2 separate regions of the Homo sapiens genome follow, and region 2 is linked to region 1. Evidence: chromatin contacts called from ENCODE Hi-C or POLR2A ChIA-PET data. All regions are on one chromosome and are shown on one strand. The core of a region is the stretch at or near the end of the contact, and the rest is flanking DNA. Distances in the headings are between cores, read along the strand shown.

Region 1 (3,364 bases), core at 294-2,793:
AAAAAACAAAACAAACAAATCCAGGCTCTGTTACTTACTAAGTGAGGAGTGGTGGATGAATGAATGACTTAGCCTCTCTGAATCTCAACTGCTTCCTTCATTTACATGATAGCTCCTGCTCTCTAAGCCTGTTTCTGCATCTGTTAAAAAAAAATGGAGAACACCTCACCAACCCTACTATATATGTCACATAGGGGTGCTATGAAGAGACAGTGAGAAAAAATATGTAAAAATACTTGGGATGCAATAAAGCACTGTACAAAATAGCATAAGAAGAGCTTATACTATTCTTATCACTTTCCAATTTGTGTTCACTCGATTTTAAAGAAGTGACAGAGTAACTAGGATGATACAGGAAAAGGTATACACAGAACTTGGAACACAGTAAGTGCTCCAAATTACTGGAGGATAGATAAATGAACTGTCTAAAATTCCCAGGCAAGGGCAGCAGCAGGAAAGGGAAGGTTCCCTAGCCCAAGAGCTGAAGATTACCACAGAAGGACAAATCAGTCGGGAAAAACATATCCTGCTCCCATCCATCAGTGATCCTGGAGAGTCCAGCAGGCTAAAGACCAAAGAGGTAACAGCTATTACCACTGATTGGGGAAGGGGCAATGAAGCAGTCAAGCTTTCTCTTTCTGCTGTGAGTACCTCTGTATTGTTTGAAGTTGTGCTGTTTTTATAACAATGACCATACTATTACTCTTTTTTAAAATAAAACTTTCTTAGGAAAAAAAAAAGTCCTATACTTTAAGAAGCCTTCCCTAAGATGACCTTGTTGCCACCACAATCCCCTGTGCTAACCTGTATCAATGTAGTTATCATACAGTCCACAGGTCTAACTTCCCCAGTAGGCAAGCATGTCCTTCTAGAAACAAGGACTTGCCTTCATCTCTTTGCTCCAGGTGCCTGCCATGGCAGTTGGCACACCACAAAGCTCGGGGTCTGAATGAATGAATGTCTACAGCACTTACCTACATTAACTTCTCACCAATACTTCTGTCTGGTGCTGGAAGTTACCTGTTTTATAACTGTAAGCTTGTCTTTTTCGAAGAACTTAGGCTTCTATGTATATGTAGGAGGGTGTGAGTGCAGCTTCTCAGTCTCAGGGCTGAGGACATTTGTGGATACAGGCCTAGGGGCTACAGGTCACAAATTCCAGTCATGGCTCTATCACTTACTAGCTATGTGACCACAATAAATGTCTTTGTGGTCCTTACTTTTATCTGCAGTAAAAGAAGGAAATGAATGAAATTATTTCTGAAGTCCCTACCAGCTCTATAATGTTATAATTCTAAATATGTGTAGCATCAAAATGAAAATTGAGTAGATTCCTAGCAGACGCTGCACTCAGCAAGACTTCCAACGAAAAGACAACTCCCCAGGCTCTGTTTGTGGGAGGGAGGGAAAGAGTCCCAGAAAGGGACACAGGGGCAGCTTTGAGTTATTCTGGCTAACTAGCTCTTCCACTCAGGGGAGGGAGGTACCACTTGATTTTTCTTCCTCTTTCTTTAGGACCAATCAATACAAAGCGGCCACTGAACTTCAATGACGCATTGTTCCAACTGATTTCCGGATCCTTCACATGAACCAGCCCTCAGCTGCAGCTGGGGAGGGGCTGAAGGGTAGGGAGCCCTATCCCACCTGCATCAGAGGCCTGGAAGCACTGAGCCATGCAGACCCAATCATGATTGCTATCTGGGCAACAGGGCCCTGGCTGGAGCCTCACAGAAGGCCCTGTTTACAGTAATAACAGCACCAGGCCCTGCTGTCTGAGCAGAGGCAAGGTGCCTGGGGCCAGAATCCCCAGGCAGCCTCCATCTGTGCCTTATCTAGCCTGCCAGCCAGGGCTGGGAGGGGCAGGGCAAGGGAGCAAAGGCTGCTCATAGACCCCCCAGCCTGGGACAGCAGACTTCAGGCAGGGTCTTGGTGCTTCAACTCCATAGACAAGGCCTCTCCAGCAACTTCTGCATTTGCTACTTGAACTGAGCACCCTTCTCCAAGGCCTAGCTGGGGACCCTTCCGTGAGGAAGCTCTCCAGATGCTCTCACTCCCAGTGAGATGGCCCACTGAGCATTCTGTCATGCCTGGAGAACTCCAAGGGAGTGAGAGCAGTGAGGGAGGGGAGAGGCTGGCAGGTATGCAGTACCTACCACAAATGCCAAGTGTACTGTGGAATGTGTCTGCATGTTTCATAGCTGGCTATTTCCTATCACAGAAAACTTTAAAATTTCTGAACTTAAAGAATGATCTGCAGAGATTAATCAGTCCAAATCTTCCTTTTACACACACAGATAGGGAGGCTCAGAAAGCGTCCCCTTTGGAAAAGACTGATCTATATATGAGCCTGCCTCTGTCTGTCTCTTCCAGGCTGTGTGACTGTGGGCAGATCACACTACCCTCTCTGAACCTCAGTCATCTTACCCTATCAGCCTGTCAGCCCTACCTAACATGGGTGCTGAGATGACCAAAGGAAATAATGTTTGTGAGGGCACTTACATTTTCCAAATCTTAGTTGCTATTATTACACTTGTTCTGTTTGTTGAGGCACACAGTGGAGGAGCTGAATCACAACCTCAGTGAATACTTGCTGGATCAACTGAATAAAGTGCAACACTGGGTGATCATTCTTTGTCCCATCTCTCTTACAGAAACTTGGCCCACATTAAAGTGCTCAGATTATTTTTTAACTTTTTATTTTGAAATAATTTCAAACTTATAGAACAGTTACAAAAATCACACACACACACACACACCCCTTCAAACAGCCTTCATGCCAGGTGCGGTGGCTCAGGCCTGTAATCCCAGCACTTTGGGAGGCCAAGGCAGGCGAGTCACCTGAGGTCGGGAGTTCGAGACCAGCCTGACCAACATGGAGAAACCCCGTCTCTACTAAAAAATACAAAATTAGCCGGGCATGGTGGCACATGCCTGTAATCCCAGCTACTCGGGAGGCTGAGGCAGGAGAATCGCTTGAACCCTGGAGGCGGAGGCTGCAGTGAGCCGAGATCGTGCTATTGCACTCCAGCCTGGGCAACCAAAGCGAAAATCCGTCTCGAAAAAAAAAAACAAAGACAAAAAAACAAATAAATAAATAGCCTTCACTCATATCCTGTTTACATTTTGTTTCATTTGCTTTTCTATTCCTTTTCTATTTTTTTTTGCTGGACCATGTGAGAACTAATTTCAGATACTATGCCCCTTTACCTCCAAATACTTCATCGAGCATATACCAGATACATTGGTACATGCATCTCGTACCTAGTACCAGAGCATTCTCTTACAGAACCACTAACTAATGATGATAAAATTCAGAACATTTAACATTGATATACTATTTTTATCTGATATACAGCCCACATTC
Region 2 (3,364 bases), core at 542-3,041, 360 kb before region 1:
GATCCTCCTGCCTCAGCCTCCTGAGTAGCTGGGACTACATGCACATGCCATCGCATCAGGATTTACATTATCATTTTTGAAAGTTTAAACAAAAAAAGACTGGAGCTGGGTGTGGTGGCTCATGCCCGTAATCCCAGAACTTTGGGAGGCCAAGGTGGGAGGATAATTTGAGCTCAGGAGTTCAAATTCCTCAGGAGTTCAAGACCAGCCTGGGTAACATAGCGAGATCCCCATCTCTACAAAAAATAAAAGAATTAGCCAGACATGGTGGTGTGTGCCTGTAGTCCTAGCTACTCAGGAGGCTGAGGTGGGAGGATTGCTTGAGTCCAGGAGTTTGAGGTTATAGTGAGCTATGATCATGCCACTGCACTCTAGCCTGGGCAACAGAGCAAGACACGTCTCAAAAAAAAACAAAAACAAAAACAAATAAGTACTAGGAGAGTTCAAGTCCCCAGTCATCCCCATGGGATGATTCTCACACAAATAATTAGCCTGGCACTCAAGGCCCTCCATGACCTGCAGCTTCTAGAGTTCTAGCTTCTAGAGTCGTTATTCCCTTACCCAAACCCTCCACTCTGCCAGGCAGGTCTATAAAGTTACAGTTTGTCCTGAGAATTAGACAAGATGACCGCAGGGGACAGGCTCTGGATTAGCTACGAATTACAACAGTAACAGCAACGATAATGATAGTCTTTACTATGCCAGGATGTAAGTGACAGAGAAAAGACTAGAAGGCATTGTATTGGGCAGTTTTGTTTATTTTACTTTATTTTTTTAATAAAATTAAAAAATATATGGAACTCTTCACAAATTTGCATGTCATCCTCGCACAGGGGCCATGCTAATCTCTGTATCGTTCCTATTTTATTTTGTTCCAATTTTAGTATACATGCTGCCGAACCAAGCACTGGGCAGTTTTAAAAATGAAGAAATCTGAGGCTCAGGAATTAGGTGACCTACGTGATCTAGTCATGTAAGTAGTAAGTTGTCTACCTTGTCCCTATATTATTCTTTTTTGTTTTTTTCTTTCAAGATGGAGTCTCGCTCTGTCGCCCAGGTTGGGGTGCAGTGCTGCGATCTCCGCTCACCGCAACCTCTGCCTCCCGGGTTCATGTGATTCTTGTACCTCAGCCTCCCGAGTAGCTGGGATAATAGGCATGAGCCACTGCACCCAGCCAGCCTATATTATTGTCTACAGCTGTTAAATAGGCAATCATTGAGTGAATGAATAAAAGCTAGCACATTCTCAGCAAATCAAAGAAGCCGTGTGCTTTTCCTCATGAAAATCAACTTTTTTTTATTTTTTGAGACAGAGTTTGCTTTGTCGCCCAGGCTGGAGTACAATGGCACGACCTCAGCTCACTGCAACCTCCACCTGCCAGGTTCAAGCGATTCTCCTGCCTCAGCCTCCCGAGTAGCTGGGATTACAGGCGCTCGCCAACATGCCGGTCTAATTTTTTTTATTTTTAGTAGAGATGGCGTTTCACCATGTTGGCCAGGCTGGGCTTGAACTCCTTACCTCAGGTGATCCACCTGCCTGGGCCTCCCAAAGTGCTGGGATTACAGGAGTGAGCCACCGTGCCAGGCCGAAAATCAGCTTCTTAATCAAAATAATCAAACAGCTCCAATTTCAAAATTAATCACTAAAGAATTTTTTTCTGAGGATCCGAGAGCTTTACAAACACTGAAGGGCCAAAACTCCTCTAAAAACAGCAAGCACCAAGAAAAGTCTTGTACTAGGAGGGATGTTGGCAGTGTCTCAAGGGTTAGAGGGGGAGGCTGGAAGGAAATGCTGGTGCTAAAGGGAAGGACTGCTGTTTCAGGAGCCTGACCTTGAGCTTATTTACCATGGCCTCATTGTCCCTCTCCAGAGGATAATGGCTGATTAATGAGGCAGTGTTGGTAAGTCTGAGGCTTCCTGGAGAGAAAAGCAGAGGGCAAATCAAAACCCAGAGAGGATTCATTATAACATCCAACAGGCCCACTCAGTTCTCTCTCAAGAAGGCCTTTCTACAAAACAGCTAAGAACCTCTCCACCCTGTTTCACTGTCACAGAGGAGTAAAATGGCTCTGTCCCTACAGGCAACATATCAACATATCTAGCACAATGTTTGCTCACAAACACAGAACTAATTATAAGAAATGTGAAAGAACCTGAAACGCAGGGGGAATACTCTTACTGGAGACAGCCTCCATAGTGGTAGAAAACATAGTAGATCTGGTGTTGAAAGCCCCTGGAGGGGTGATGGGTCACTTACTAGCTATGTGGCTTAATGCAAGTCACAGAGGCAAATTACTGAGAACCAAGCTAGGGTCGGATCAGCTCTAAAGTACCTTTTCAGGGCCAGGCACAGTTGCTCATGCTTGTAATCCCGGCACTTTTGGAGGCCAAGATGGGAGGATCACTTGAGCCAAGGAATTTGAGACCAGCGTGGGCAACATAGTGAGAACCTGTCTAAAAAAAAAAATAATAATAATATATATATATATATATATATAGTGTGTGTGTGTGTATATATATATATATATTTGCCTATTCATCTATCTATAGATAGATAAATAAATAGATATATATCAAAAAAAGAAAATTGGCTAGGCATGGCGGTTATGTGTCTGTAGTCCTGGCAACTTGGGAGGCTGAGGTGGGAGGATCACTTGAGCCCAGGAGTTTGGGGTTACAGTGAGCTATGATCATGCCACTGCACTCTAGCCTGGGCAACAGAGTGAGACCCTGTCTCTAAAAAAATAAAATAAAGTACCTTTCCACTTCCAAAAATTCCCATGATTCTTTCCACAGGATACCATTCTCAACAACAAATCTTGTAGTAGAACTTGTCTCCTCAGAATCTGGTCAAAACATCACTAGTTAGGGTGTTCTTTCAAAAAAAATAGCAAATCTCCTAGAAACAGGCACATTGTGTGTTACCCTATTAGGACCCATCCCCAAAGCGAGGCACATGTGGGTGCTTCATTAATACTCTGTTGAAAGGAGGAGGTCCTTGGAAACTGGTAGTACCAACTTAGCATGGCATACAATGAAAGGTGATTGGAGCCACACTCGAGGAACTACAAGGCAGCTTTTCATAAATAAAAGCCACAAAATGCAATTTATAACTACATCTGTCTAAACAGACTAAAGAAAAGTAGCTTTCTATACCTAGGTCTTCACCCCTTCTCCTCCCCACCTCTCTACTTTATCATCCCTGTCCTACACAGCACTGAGACCCGTCTTTCTGGTTCCAGGTCCACTTTTCCTTTTTCCACACCAGAATGCCTTTAATCACTGATAGAAATGAACAAACATGAATATGAGTTCTAAACAGGAAGACAGATAGCCTCAAGAACCAACTTGTCAATATGTTAC

What was found. A loop is a pair of places that touch in the nucleus more often than their neighbours do. ChIA-PET counts read pairs that join two places held with the same protein, here RNA polymerase II (POLR2A). Pooled maps may share reads with other maps.
Region 2: a map with no recorded cell type shows a loop between it and region 1 (2.2-fold over the local background). The contact joins two enhancer-like sites. A Hi-C loop is called at or near these places in 2 of 37 single-sample maps with no recorded cell type and 2 of 50 pooled maps. POLR2A ChIA-PET finds 5 or more read pairs at or near these places in 5 of 52 experiments (A549, BJ, H1 and 2 more).

The regions. Positions count from the first base shown.
Region 1 is chr11:72,410,233-72,413,596 of GRCh38, forward strand. All of the region lies in intron 2 of CLPB (ClpB family mitochondrial disaggregase), which reads right to left. Among named protein-coding and RNA genes, the nearest start is that of CLPB, 23 kb to the right of the region's middle. RefSeq lists enhancers at 1,533-1,612, 1,683-1,742, 1,793-1,882. Within about 2 kb of position 1,544, at least 17 of the 41 ENCODE cell types and tissues checked have a DNase peak (open chromatin) inside an H3K27ac peak, as active enhancers do.
Region 2 is chr11:72,047,085-72,050,448 of GRCh38, forward strand. All of the region lies in intron 2 of NUMA1 (nuclear mitotic apparatus protein 1), which reads right to left. It also overlaps the pseudogene LOC124902815. Among named protein-coding and RNA genes, the nearest start is that of MIR3165, 24 kb to the right of the region's middle. Within about 2 kb of position 1,792, at least 5 of the 41 ENCODE cell types and tissues checked have a DNase peak (open chromatin) inside an H3K27ac peak, as active enhancers do.